Linked DNA regions of Mus musculus: region 2 is linked to region 1. A link is a loop called in an ENCODE intact Hi-C map of the cell type or tissue named here. Cell type or tissue: heart. All regions are shown on one strand. Links, peaks and the distances in the headings refer to the core of each region. The heading gives the core; the rest is flanking DNA.

Region 1 (8,272 bases), core at 1,392-6,391:
ATAATATAAAACTCTTTCCTATAGCCACTTCTTGTGTTCAAACCTTTTCAAAAGACCCAGGCTCAGTTTGCAGCTCACTGTGTTGTAGGTCACAGAAAGGAGAAAGACAACTTTTTGTTGGTGGTGGCTTCAATGTAAATTTCATGTACACACTTTGAAAACATTTTGAACTCTGGTTCTATAATCATTCACAGGAATGATACTTTTTTATAGTAACTAGTTGATTATTATGTATACACACATAGTTTTCTTTCTGCTGTTCCCATAATTTAGTTACTATACTTCTTCCCCATACCTCTCCCACACACACTAAAAGCCAAGCAATGTAAGTCACATATCCTTATGAAACCCATTGTTTGGAAACCAACTTAGTGTCTTTAGATCAAATTTTACTTTAAAAGATTGTAAAAATACATATTTGGAGGGTATTTGCGTGACATATTTAAGCAGAATAACATTCTGAGTTGTAGAAGTTATGGTGTATTAGTCATCTTTGTTTAAGGAGAATTGCATCGAAAGAGAACTCTGGAAATCAAGACAACTTGAAAGCATCCCCCTTTCCTTAGTCTCCTAAACTGATATTATCTAGGTAGAGTGTCAGTAACAAATATTGAAATATCAACATTCAACTTTATATACAGAGCTATTGCTAAGTTCCATCTGAATAATGACCGCCATTATAGAATAATGTGAGAGTTTTCCGATGTGACTTAGGATCCTAGGCTACATGCTACCCTTCATATTTACATTTTAATCTGTGTTTATCTGGATATTATTAGTCAATTCTGAGATGGTGGAATTGGTGACCTGGTCATACATGTGCAGAGCTTGGCCTCTGAGTTAATTAAATATGAGTTAATAATATATTGTAGGAGAATTATTGTCTTTATTACAGTTATTAGGTAGTTACTGAAATTATAGTTTGTAAGGAGCGCAAAGCCTGGCAAACTCAGGATTAAATCATGCATTTGAACCTTAGGCCAGCTTTACTAGAGAGACAGTCTGCTGCTAAAAGAGAAATTGTATGTCATTGAAATTAAATGCTTTTCTGGGGATGGAAGATTCCAGGTTTTAATGAAATTACTGAGTGTGGTGTAGTGAAATGATTAAAATCTGTATTCCGGGAATGTGGCAGGGAAAAAAAATCAATAAGTGCTCGCACAGCTCTGCTGCTCAATGTGAATCCTAAGATTGAAATAAACTACTACAAAAATAATAATTAAAAACATATCAGCACATTAATTTATTTAGCATCAGTCTCCCGAGACATCATCTTCACTAATTTTTAGCATACATTACTATGTAATGAGCAGCCGTCTTTTCAGATGCCCCTATTAGACAGCAGCATCGCCGCCCTTCCCCCACGCTCCTGCCTCGCAATCATTGTACTTGCACTTATTATGTTACAAATGACCGAGGTAAGGCTGACATTCTCAGAGCATGCAAAAAGACCTAGTCTGCCAGCTTTTTTTTCCTTCCTAATGAAGCAGCTTTGTGAAATCTCCCCATGTGTTAATACTAATGAAGATCCTCCAGCACAATTAAAATCACAGCCAGTGGCTGAGGAGGAAACATAAAACAATAGCATCTTTTAGGATACATCTAGCCACATATGCACGCATAAAATAATACATGGGCAAATCATTCTCTGAGAACTACATTTTTACTTGGTCTTCATTCTGAAAACTAAATTATCTAATTTGTAATTACACAAACTTCAAGAGTTTATTGTGTTCTTAATAAACACCTTAATATATATATATTTTAAATGACCTTTTTGTCTTCGTGGGTAATAACGTGTACCTAGGTTAAGGGGTTTTTTTTTTTTTTTTAACTCGTTTTTAGGAGACTGCGGGTACACTGTTGGAGGGAACGGGGTGTTCTTTGCCTTTAGTTTAACTTGATTGGTTGAAGGGAATTGGGGAGTGGAAGGTTAAAAATTGAGACAGCCAGCTGACATTCTGGGGCTCTGATGGAGCACAGCACGTTTAGTTGGTAATGGGCTATTAGTCTTTTAAAGTGTTTAGTTCTTACAGTTTAACTAGCTTTTTTTTTTTTCTTAACCGAAACTAGAAAAAAAAATGAGATTACGGCTTACAGATTATACAAATAACTGTAAAAGAACTTAGTGTTTATTCATTTGAATATTATTGATTCACACCATGAACATCACAAGCATTTAAATTCGTCCATGGAAAAGCATTAGTAGTTTACCTTGAGATCGCCTTGCGCCCTGCTTTTTAAAGCCCTAGCATGCACAAATTCTTGGCATATTAATTTAGCGTGTAGACTCCAACACAATTCCTAGTTTACAAACATAAAAGTTGGTGGAGATGGCTTATCTGTGTTCCCTAACAGTCCGTTTAAGTTTTTTTTTTTTTAAATTAAGTATTCAGTTCTGTCCCCCCCTCCCCGCCCCCCGAAAAGCAAAACAAAACATGTAAGTTTCTTAACTTTTTCTTGGGACGAGGAGCGGTGCAAACTCAAAGATACAGTATTCTTGGAATGAAGAAGCAGCCCCCTCCCTTGGCTCCTTTTAGAGCTGATAGGTCATTTATTATTGGAACTGAAATGGTATAAACAATTCTCTCGCTCTTTTTTCCCTTGTTAACAGCAACTTTCATTGTTAGAGAGAGGAGAGAGAGAGAAGCCTTGTTGGTTGACGTCACTTGGTTCATGAAGCCTTCGCCTAGAAGTGAAGCTGCTGAACAAACCTTGAGAAGAATCATCTCCTGCTTCAATCTGCTGCTGGATAGGAACTAATCAGAGAGCGAGCGGCGGAAGACGGGGACGGAGGGAGCCAGGGCTTTCGCGATCACGGATCTCACCTCCACTCCAACTCCCTAGACTTTCTGGCAGGAATTAGAAGAGAAATAAGGAGGCGGTGGGGATTCCGAAAAGCTTAACCCGCACCCGGGAAGGGCGAAAATCCCTTCCCCCGCAACTCAGTTCGAAAGTGAAGGTGAGTTTGAGAGCCGGGGTGCGGGGGTGCGGGCGAGGTGGGTTCCGGGCGGAGAGCGGCGGCTGCGGGCTGGAGCCCTCCCGAGGCGCCCGCCGCTGTTTACCCGCGCCGCCCGGTGTGGCTCTTTGTTGTGCGGCTGCGACGCAGCGGTGGCTCTGGGGTCCCGACTAGAGTCCCGGGCGGAGGGCGCGGGGCGCGGGGCCCTGGTACCGGGCGGGGTGTGTGTGTGGGGGGTGCGGGCTCCGCGGAACGGAAACTTTGCTGGGAGTGCGGGCGCGGGCGGGCGGGCGAGCGAGCGGCCGGGCGGGCCTCGTCCCTCCATTGTGCCCGCCGCCCTCGCCGCCGGCCTCGCGGCGTCCTCCAGCCCGGCCCGCTGCGGCGCCCCGCGGGGCAGCTCCCGAGGCGCCGGGCCCTGGCCGCCCCCGCCTCCGCCCGGGGCCCGCAGCCTCGCTCCCGCCGAACCGCGCCAGGCCGCTGGGGCTCCGGAGCCGGGTGGGGGTGGGGCCGCGGCCCCGGGCGGCGGGTACCGGGCGGCTCGGCTCCGGGAGGGCTCCGGGCGTCCTGGGGCCGCGGCGGCCTGGCGGGCTGGGCTCCGGGTCCTCGGGCTCCGCGTCCTCCCTCCCCCGCGACGCCCCGCTCCCCTCCCCTAAAGTAGTTCCGCGAACCCCAGAATTGGGATCGGGAAAGGCTAGGAAGTGTGCCGGGACTCGGAGCCGGCCCCGCGGGGTGGGGGCTGGCTCCTCTTCCCCTCTCCTCCGTGTTTATCTTTTGTGTGTTGTTTCCTTGTGAAGCGAGAAGCAGCTGCAGTCCGTGGCCGAGTTGTTGAAATTTATCCCTTTGTGTATATTACAATATCCTCCATTTTTCCCCCTGCCCTCTAAACAACAAGCGTTTCGCCATCTTGGGCAATTTTTATTCCCAAGTCTGTCTGTCTCTTTTAATTTTTAAGGAAGGGAAAGGAGCCATAGAAATGAAAAAAAGTGTGCCTGGATAAGGCTCAAAGTTAGGAACGGTTCAGGGGGCCATGTGACGTCATGTAAACTTTTATCAAGAAAATTTCCCCAAAGTGGTTTTTTGTTTTCCTCAAAATTTTCTCGTTTTTCGGAATCGTGTAACTTAGAGGCTAGTGATAAGTTGTGCACTTTATTTTTGTATTTTGCATTCAGAACGGATCGCAAAACCATGTTTGGTAACAAGTGGAAGATTATTTTTTTAAAAAATGATCGAAACTTTTTACTGTGTCACTTAGTATCCACCTAGTTTTGTGCACGAGGGTTTTAAAAAAATTTTTTAAGTGTATTTGTAACAATATAGTTCTTTTCTTGGGAGGTTCCACAGATCTAACAAATTGAGAATAGTTACTATTTATATATCCATCACTTGGGGTGTCTACCTCCCCTTTTACAATTGTGTTCTCCTCTTTCGTGCTATTTACATTTTAAAAGAATTATACAGAATATCAGAATATCAGATTCTTGATACTTTTACATCTTAGTAGTGAATATTAAAGTCAAAGGGTTGGCAAAAAATGTAGTTTAGCATATAAAAGGCAGAATTAGCTTTAATAGATAATTTACAGTCTTTTGATGTAAACTTTATTAACCATCATAAAAATAATGATAAAAACTACAATTTAAATTTGTTTGTCGAAAATAGTTTTTCACCTTACCAAAAAAAAAAAAAAGTTGAGCTGGTCACATGACCCTACTTAATGCTACACTCACTGAGGAGTATATAAATAGGCACAGTAAATTGAATGGAAAAGCGTAACTTTGTCTCCAGTAGTCATTTTCAGTCAGCATATTTACATCTCTTCTAACAGGGACCTGAAACTGCCTGTATTTAATTTGCATTCCCTTTGTCTTCTGGGTTGGGGAAAAAAACATTGACTACAATGAACTTACAAAAAGAAGCTAATAGAAAAATTCTAACTACATTAAGGAGATTGTCTAATATTCGAAAACTTCCATTGTAAGTGGTATGTTTGAACTGTCTGTGGAATATTCTATGCTGCTTTCTGCTATTTACTCAGAAATATGCTCTGTGTAAAATGCTACATAGAAATCTTAACTGAATTGAGTGTCTGCTGTTTAGTGAACTGTAGGTAGGTGAAAAATGTTTAAATAGTTAAAAGCACATAGAACAGATGGCTCTAAATTATACATGCAACAAAGGACTAGAAGATTTGGCAGATTATAAATGGAAGCAACAGAGGATAAGCAGGTTAAGAAAATGGTAGTTAAGTCCGTTGCTGTCTCACACCTATTGTAAACACTGCTGCACAATCAATAATTTAGATGACACTACGGCATTTGTGTGTCTCAGTAGAAAAGGAAGATTTTACAAATATTTGCAGCAAATGCTAAATGTATATTTAAGCAACCGTGACAAAGAGTTTTATTTTTTTAGGAAATCAGGTTGTGTGCTTTTAAAATAGGAAGTTATTTATCAGAACTTAGTATGTTCATGTAATGGTTTTCAGAAAAATAGAACTAGGCACGTATTGTAAAATCTAGATAATGCTATCTGAAATGTTGTTGGTTAAACTAATACACTGACTAGGGTAAGCTTGCACATTCACTCTTTATGCTAGTGAAAATGGGGTCTTAGCTGCTCAGTCTTGGCAAATGCATGGATTACAATACTGCCAGCCTCATTTACTAAATAGTGTGTGAGGTAAAAGAATATATTTTAGTTTTCATATTTGAGTTTTGTACATAACACTATGATTTGACTTGATGAATGTGGTTTACTATTTATTTATAAATGTAAATATTTTGTGTGATTCTGGTCTCTCTGGAAGAATCAGAGTGTATTTAGCTTTTTCAAAAGAATAGACTATCTTAAAAAGTATTGGACTTAGCTGAAATTTGCTTTTCGTGTATCTAAGCCACTCATTTAAAATGCACACAAGCTGTAAGGGAAAGCCAGGAATTCTGAACGTGTTGCCCTCTCTCTCATTTCTTTGTTTGCATGTTTATTATAGAGTTGCAGTAAAGGAGCAGATGTTTTGCCAAACATCCTGATGTGTTGCTTGTTCTTATGGGAGTGCATAGCTGCTCCTTCTGATGCATCAACTTGACAGCTGGTTGATTTCATGGAGCTGCTAAGAAGCCATTAGTGGTGTCATTGAATTGAAACAGAACAGTCACTCCCAGCTTGAACTGCAATTGTTAATGTCTTTGTTGCTACTTTTGTGTTACTATACAAGATGTGGGATACCACCTTTGCTCAGAAGTTCAAGGTTTCTGTCTTATCTCCTTGAGTAGGTGGAAGGTAGCACATTAGACCTTGATAACGCATAGGTGTAAAGATTTCATACAAGAAAGGGCTTTGAAATTGTAGTTTCAGAGTGACTGAACTAGTCTTTCTTAGAAAACTACCAAAAAAAGAAAAAAGAAAAAAGAAACATGGCACAGTGCAAGCAAAGTCATAAAGTGGAATTGACCCCTGTAAGAAATTATGTAATCAGGGTTCAGTGATTGTTTAATATACTTAATTTCCTGAGGGATTAATCAAATTGTCTAGTAAGTATTTTAGGAGGTTTTTTTAATTACAGAAAATTAAATATTTTGAGTAATAAAGTCTTAAAATATCGTGGTTTATTTAATAAATACTGGCTCATTTGGCTTAATGTTTCTTTAAACGTTTACTGTGGGAAGTGATCAGAGAGGGAATAATTGTTGGAAAGTAGACCATTCTGCTTGTAATTTTCTAACGAGGCCAAAATTCATAAGACTAAAAATTCATAAGACCCTGTTCCAAATTTTCCTCCTAGTAGCTGTTTAGTGATTTTCTTAAACTAAAGCCATGCGTTTGTTGTAGCGAGGGCCTTCATTGCATCCGTTGTGTTTGTTTTGAGAGGAAGGGTCTGACTGCAGTTTCTTGCTGACCTGTCCAGGGTCTTCCCTGGGGTGGCATCCCAGGCTTGTGCCACTTCTACCTGTGGCTTCAGCTCTACTGGGACTTAGTATTCCAGCTGTATCATTTTCCTGAGCTTTGTACTTTTTCTGTTTTGTGGGTTGGAGGAGAAATAAGAAGGAGCAAAGGGTAAGAATAAAGGCTACTAGTCTCACAAGACAGAGGTGCTTTGTAAGAAAACTGGAGGGAAAGAGAACAACTGATGGTGGTGCCAGAATGCAGTGTGTTTTATTATTTTTGAGACCCTTTTTAATACCAATATTTATTAATTTTTCTCAAAGTTTTAGATCTTAAAGTAGAATAAAATTTAAGAACTCTTCAAAGAGTATAACATACTTTAAAACATATATACATAAAATGTAAAATTGATTATTGGAAGGCATAATTTGCTGAAATAAGTCCTATTAAAAAGACTTCCTGTAGAAAAGAAAAAAGAAAAAAAAAGACTCCCTATAAAGTGGCAGGGCACTCTTTTAATGCCAACACTCTGGATCTCTGAGTTTGAGGCCAGCATGAACTACAGAGTGAGTTCCAGGATAGCAAGGGATACAGAGAGAAACTTTGTCTCAAATAAAACAACAGAAAATGACTTCCTGTATAATATGAGCAAATTTTCAACTTGTATGACACACCTCTGAGTGATTCTGGGGTCTGAAATCATAAGTTTATGATCATAAGTCTTTTAGGGAAGTCATGCATTACTGTCACTAAAGTTAGAGGTTATCTTGAGGCAGTACAACACCCTAGTCTTTGTATTGTAGCCATAAAGTTCCTTAAAATGCAAATCATGCTGCTGAATTAAACCGTATGGATCTCATTGTAAAAGAAGATTCGTTTGTATTATTTCTAATTATGTGTGTGTGTGTGTGGGGGGGGGGGGTTGGGAGTAGGATTTTGTGCAGGTGTGTGCAGGTCCCCCATCCCCAGAGACCAAAGGAATCAGATTTCCTGGACCTGGAGGTACAGGCTTTTTTGAGCCACCCAATATTGGTTCTAGGACTAAACACAGGCCCTCCGAGTTACTGAGACATCTCTCTGGCCCTGTGTCTAGCTTCTGAAGAACTGTATTTACTTAACAGATATCTCTGTCAGGCCAGATAGTCACACAAACCAAATTATGGTGAATTGAGTTGCCTATTAAAAATTATTTAAAGATGCATGAAAGTTTAGCTCAGTGTCAGAGGAAGTATTGTAGTTCCAGCAGGTACTCTCTGCTCTTTCAGAAGATACTAGCATGATATTGTTAAGGGAGGACAATGCTGGGCAAGTCTGTAATGAGTTTAAACTTGAATTTGCATGTGTTTCTGTTGCTTGTGTTACTTAGAAACTATGGCTGGTGGGACTTGATAGTGCACACCTCTAATCGTAGCACATGGGGGACCAAGGAGG
Region 2 (6,533 bases), core at 1-5,000, 160 kb after region 1:
GACTGGCTACAAATTGTACGTCATGGTGCCACAGTATCCTTTCAGCATCCCTTCCTCGCTGTCTTCCTATCAGTCAGCTTGTATGAGTGTGACATAACTTTTTATAGTTCATCTCATGCTGTGTTTGTTATAGTTCACCTCACAGTTATGTTTTTATACAGTACTCATTCCTTTTTATTTGACATTTAATATCCATACATTCCTAGAATGGGTTTGGCTGCAGTCTGTCTTCTCCGTTCCTTCCTGCTCCAGTTTCTCCCACATTCCCCTCCCAACCCCATGTGCTTGCTGCTGTGTACTTGTGTGTACTCCTCCCCATACGTGCTCTGTCCCCTCCTCTTCCCCTCGCTCCCCTCCTCCTCATTATCCACAAGTCCATGTTGTGTTGCCTGTGCATACATGAGCATATGGTCACCCGTTGGAGCGTGAGTAACCCTTCACTGCCCACATCTTAAGAACCGTGGTTTTGCTTCTCCCTGTGGCCATCGGTCGCCACTAGCTTCTCAGTAGCCCTGAAACTTCCGGAGTGCCTTCCCTGTCATTTCTGGAGCCTTTGCTGGCTCACACTTCAGCAGGTCTTGTACATGTCAGTGAACAAGGAAGACGCTGCTGACACTGTTTCCACCCCTGCAGGGTCTACAGGCAGCCACCCCTTCTGGCTATTTCTTAAACATAAGACTTCTTTTTCATATGAACTATATTATCCTTTTCTGTCAGCGTTCAATACTTTTTTTTTCCAATAAAGCCTTGAATATTTTAGAAATGTTTTTTTTTTCTCCCTATGTGAATTCTCCCCCTAAGACAAGTTTCCCTATGACGCTCTCAGTGTCCTGGACTCACTATGTACACTCGGATAGTCTGAGACTGGTGGAGACTCTTGAGCACTGGGTTGATAGGAAACATTTTTATACAGGACTCCACTCCTCACTGCTATGCCATACATCTTTTGCTGTCTGTCTTGTTTTCTGGCTGTCACTCAGAACTGGATGTCATTGTTGGCTTTTATACTAAGAATCTCTTCCCCTTCTTCCCTGACATTAGACTGACATTGGATGTCATGTACGCAAAGATTCACTGGGTCACACAGTGATAGTAGGTACCTGGAAAGGTGGTTTGGCCCGTCTTAGGTCAAGGTCTGTCTGCTTACTCCACATCAAATCTGTGTCATTATTTTGTAAACTGCAGTTTTGAATGTTGCACTATTTGAAGCGTGGCTGTGATGTAGGTAACTCTATATATGTACAATATTTGTATATTTATATTTTAACTGTTCTACATGTGACAGTGTCTACTGTTAAAGCCATATTTTATGCCTTATATATAAGAATACAATATGTACATTAAGTAACATAATAGAATTATTTGATATATTTTTAAATAGAAAAGTGTAGGGGATTTTTCTCGGGTTATAAAACTCCCCACCTCATAACATTTTTTTTAAATGAGTTTTTTTCTAACAGATTAATAGGGCAAATAGGTTCAGTGACTAGCCATGTCAAGACTTACACTGATGGTGTTCTGTCAGATAAGTTGGCTAATAATAACCCTGATGCCATATGCTCTCTCTTTTGTTAATGATATTTTAATATTGAAGTTATCATTTGAAAACTAAAAGAGCATGCCTTCTACTGAAGCCTGAATTTATTTTTAAAGAATAATCTTGACAAATAATGACTCTTTCTCTAGAAACCAAGGAAGAAGGCTATGGAAAGTTCTAGCAACAGTGATAGTGACTCAGGCACATCGTCAGACACCTCGAGTGAAGGCATTAGCAGCAGTGACTCAGACGATCTGGAAGAGGAAGAGGAAGAAGATCAAAGCGTGGAGGAGAGTGAAGATGACGATTCTGACTCAGAGACTGAAGCACAACACAAAAGTAACAACCAGGTATGTTTCGCTCGCATGCAGAGCTCAGGACAAGTGCAGTCACCTCCTCTCCACTCGGTGCCATTCTTCACCTTCGGTCCTTTCGTACAGAACACTACCTTTTAGGGTCTTTGGTTATGTTGTAGGGAACTTTGTGTCACATCTCTGTCATCAGTGATTAGCAGAACTTTCTCAAGTATTTAAATTTTTTTCCAGGTGCTATTACATGGTATTTCAGACCCAAAAACAGATGGACAGAAAGCAACTGAAAAAGCCCAGGAAAGAAGAACACACCAGCCATTACCTCCTGTGTCTGAGTCCCAGACGCACCCACCATTCCAGTCCCAGCAGAAGCAGCCTCAGGTTCTCTCACAGCAGCTTCCGTTTATTTTCCAAAGCTCTCAGGCAAAGGAGGAGTCTGTGACCAAACACACCAGTGTAATACAGTCGACGGGACTGGTGTCCAATGTGAAACCTTTGTCTTTGGTAAATCAAGCCAAAAAGGAAACTTACAGGAAACTCGTAGTTCCTTCTCCTGATGTACTTAAAGCAGGGAATAAAAATACCTCTGAAGAGTCTAGTTCTTTGACCAGTGAATTGCGATCCAAACGGGTAAGCTCAATATCACAAGAATTTTACTGCTAGAAGACAAGTGGGGCTCGGGTGTACCGATGAGCGGAGCGCATGCTCGAACGCTGAGCATGGCAGTGGGGTTGAGGAGAGGAGAAAACGGCTTTCTGCTGTGGGTGTAACTCAGTGGTAGAGGGCTTATACTCACACACATGCCTGTTTCCTGTGCTTCTGAAACACTACCTGTCATCCCACCTCTACCCCCATGCATTCCTGTATTGTCAGTAAGAGTATACTATAGTTGAGGAAGGCATATAGCTATTTTGTTTAAAATTAATGCCTCTTTATTTTGCACTATATTCTATGTGAAAAGGATTAACTCTTACATAACTTTCTTTTACTCTTAGAATTTATAGATCGTTAAATATATATTTAAAATATAAATACATTTAATAAATATTATATATTATTATAGACAATACATTAAATTGTTAAATGTGAATAAATATAAGTATATTTTAAAGATATAAATATAAAAAACCCTTTTTACCATTAGAATGGTATGTATTCCTACATTTGTGTGGATTGTAGGTTTTAATTTTCCTTGTCTGTGGTTGGTGTGTTTGGTGTGCAGGTGATTCTGTCTACACCTGAGTATAGAGGCCAGAGAGGGATGTCAGATATGCTGCTCTCTCAAGCGCCACGTCATTCATCTGAGATAGGACCTAGAACTAGCGTGGCAGTGGCTAGCCCAAAGATGCCAGCTCCTTTTCTCTGCCCTACCAGAACTGACCTTTGGAGTTTATAGTAGCCAACCTTTTAAGTGGCTTCTGGTGATTTGAACTCAGGTCCTCATGTTTGCAGAGCAAGCCGCCTTAGCCACTGAGCCATCTCTGTAGCCCCAGCTATTGATTTTTAAGTGCCAGACTGCGTTTACTCATTAGTTAATATCATATATTAGTGTTAAATGCTATTAGCTCCATTTACAAGTGATAAACTCGAGATTTATAGAATTAATCTTGTATAACTCAATTTAATAATTCAGTTCTTTATAGCAACTGTCACAGGATCACATTTGTGATGTAGTTAGAATCCAGATGACGGCTATATGGTACTAGAATCCTTATTTCTTTCTCCTTTCTTTGTTTACATTTTTGTTGATTGTGTGTGAGTATGTGTCCATGTGCACATATGTGCATGAGCCCTAAACCGTGTGGGTGGGAACCAGTTCTCTCCTTCTACTGTGTAGGTCCTGGGAATCAAAGTCAGGTTCTTGGGCTTAGTGGCAGCCGGTTTATCTGCTCAGCCACCCTACCAGCCCTACCGCCCCCATCTTTAACAATACAACAAGCTGTATTTTCTTTTCAAGAAAGAAAGAGAAGAGGAGAAAATAAAATTTTTCCTGTGTTCTTTACTCTCAATTCTTCTGATGGTGTTATGAACTAGATCAAAGAAACAGATGATCTGAATAAATTATGAGGGTCTGAAAGCCAGGTTTTGCATTAGATCATCTGAGAAAGTTTAAGAAAATTATTTTGTGAAAGAAATTAAGCCAGACTCTGTTGTAGTAGAGCTACAGTGTGTGGCTTGTTAAAGCTTCCTTGATAACTGAGATGTGTAGCCAGATGCAGTAGGCACCAGTCTAACAATGAGCAGTGATCTGGATATAACTTATACTCCTCAAACCCAGCAAGGATTAATCAACACCAGGTGGTTTCCTTCCTAGCAGCAAGCTAAGTAAGCTAAGAGTGACACTGTCTGGTTTTAGACTTTCCTTAGTGAATTATTCCACTTTCAGATAAATGAATTCACAGAGCTATCTTATGAGTTACTTCTGCTCCGAATAAGTACTTGCTTTTGGTCTCCTAAATGTTGCTTATAAATAATTCTATAAAATAATTCCCTGCTGGGGAGATGCTCTGTGGAAACAGACAGACACTTGCTGGGCAGGCGAGACAGCTGAGTTTGCATTCTTGGCACCTACATAAGATGCTAGACCATGTCCATGTGTGCCCGGAGCCCTGCCACTGTGGGAAGTGGAGACGGGAGAATTGTTTGAGCTTGCCAGCTGCTAGCCTCGCTCCACATTCAACAAGAGATCCTGTCTCAAAGGAATCAAGCATAAAACACTAGAGCAACTCTCTCCGTGTCCATCTCTGGCCTGTGCAATGCAGCAGTGCACAAATGTGTACATGCACATGCATGCCAAATATAAAAAGTAACTGAGTAGTTATATGGTTACTGGAGAGCCATTTATTAAATAGGTTACAGAGCTGCAGAGATTGCTCAGCAGTTAGCACTGACTGCTCTTCCAGAGGTCCTGAGTTCAATTCTCAGCAACCACATGGTGGCTCACAACCATCTGTAATGGAACCCGATGCCCTCTTCTGGTGTGTCTGAAGACAGCTACAGTGTATTCATATACATTAAATAAATAATAAATAATTTAAATAGGTTACGTATTCTCTTAATGAACTAAAGCTAGGATCATTATACATACAGTCCTGTGTCTGTACTAAACCATGTAAAGAAACTCTGTAAGACTCAGGTTAAAGTCACTTGCTATTGCTGTAACAAATGAAAGTTCATAGTTAAAGGGGTTTAAAACAAGCATTCTAATTAAAAAATCGTGTTTTTACTGTATGAAGACCATTCCAGAAGTGTATACCTAAGTTACTAAGATGATAATAATTCATTGCGAGTAGTTTAGCAAGCAGACACTTTTTTTCCTTTATGTATGAATTTCTTGTGTGTATTTGTGTGTGCTGTGCACATGTGTGTGTGTGTGTGTCCAAGTCTGGTGCTTGCATAGGCATCTAATCCCCTGGAACTGGAGTTACATATGGTTGTAAGCTACGTGTGGATGCTGTGAACAAAATCTGCATTTTCTGCAAGAACAGCAAGTGTTCTTAACCACTGAACGTTTCTTAATAGTCTCTCCAGCCACGTGATTAGATCTGTATTAGACTCAGCTCTAAATGATGTTATCCACATACCTCATTTACTGTTAACAGAGCATTTTGTCCATATTTTTCTTGATATAATTTTCTTTATAGAATACTTTATAATATACTGAGTTTTGCTTACTTTTTATGACAGTCTCTTTTGTTCCATGCTATCTGTTATTAATTCTTTGGCCTTATCCTTAATCTATGAACTTCCGATTTATTTTCTATCATTGATTCCTTCAGTGCTTACATTGTGAACATGTAATGTAAATGAATAAGTATAAATTCAATGTACATAGCCATGGAGTAGAACTTGATAGACCTGTGTAAGTCAGGCCTGATCTGCAGGATACTTTGCATTTGCTGAAACTAGGGCAAGGGACAGTGAAGGGGAGGCATTGGGTGGGGGATGACACCCCAGCCGGTCTCTCCCCTTTGCTATCGGGTAGTTGATGCTCTAAAACAGTGATTGTACACACTATTTTTAGACCCTTTCCTAACATCATGTATACTCTTAAGGTTAACTGACAGTAGCCTTGGGATAAATGCAATAATCTTTGTTTATTCCTGTTAACCCGTGGGTATAAACCTATGATGTGAGAGTCCTTAGAATTAGAGCAAGGAGCAATTGCTGAAAATCAAAATAGGAATGGGCAGTATATGATTATCTTTCATTTAATCATGTGGCCCAATATTAGAAGAAATCATGTTAGTAAAAGGGATATTATATGCCAGCTATATTCTAAGAGATACAACACATTGGAGTTTTCTGTCAGAAAATTGTATCACAGACTTAAAAAGGTATTTTATCTGAGAATCATAGTATATACACCAAAGGGACATATTGAATGATTAACTAATTAACATTTTCCTGGGGGTTGTTTTTTGTATGAATGTAATATCATTTGCTTACAAAGAATTATTTGAGTAATGTAATTTTTCCTCTGTGTGCCTGCTTTGGCTGTATTGAGCTAGAATGGACAGTGTGTGTACTTGATACCCAAGGGCATTAGAAGCAGGGTGGGGGGTGTCGGATCCCCTCGAACTGGAGTTATGGTTGGTTAAAAGCCATCATATAGGTTCTAGGAAATGACCTGTTGCTTTCTGAAAGAGCAATAAATGCTCTTAACCACTGGGTTATCTTTCCAG

What was found. Peaks named below come from ENCODE experiments on the same cell type or tissue, not always from the same donor. Only the 100,000 strongest peaks of a DNase experiment are listed, where the experiment ranks them.
Region 2: a loop joins it to region 1, with 2.5 times the contacts of the local background. A loop is called at or near these places in 7 of 42 quality-filtered maps.

The regions. Positions count from the first base shown.
Region 1 is chr2:60,120,153-60,128,424 of GRCm38, reverse strand. It overlaps Baz2b (bromodomain adjacent to zinc finger domain, 2B), which reads left to right and starts at 2,685. Exons shown (of 36, transcript NM_001001182.3): 1 at 2,685-2,962. In heart, for the core only: no CTCF peak of the experiment used is centred there; DNase peaks (open chromatin) are centred at 2,984, 3,114 and 3,664; H3K4me3 peaks cover 4,877 bases; H3K27ac peaks cover 4,760 bases.
Region 2 is chr2:59,964,572-59,971,104 of GRCm38, reverse strand. Baz2b (bromodomain adjacent to zinc finger domain, 2B) reads left to right here. Exons shown (of 36, transcript NM_001001182.3): 7 at 1,687-1,887; 8 at 2,083-2,478. Among named protein-coding and RNA genes, the nearest start is that of Gm13572, 69 kb to the left of the region's middle. In heart, for the core only: no CTCF peak of the experiment used is centred there; a DNase peak (open chromatin) is centred at 2,284; H3K27ac peaks cover 419 bases.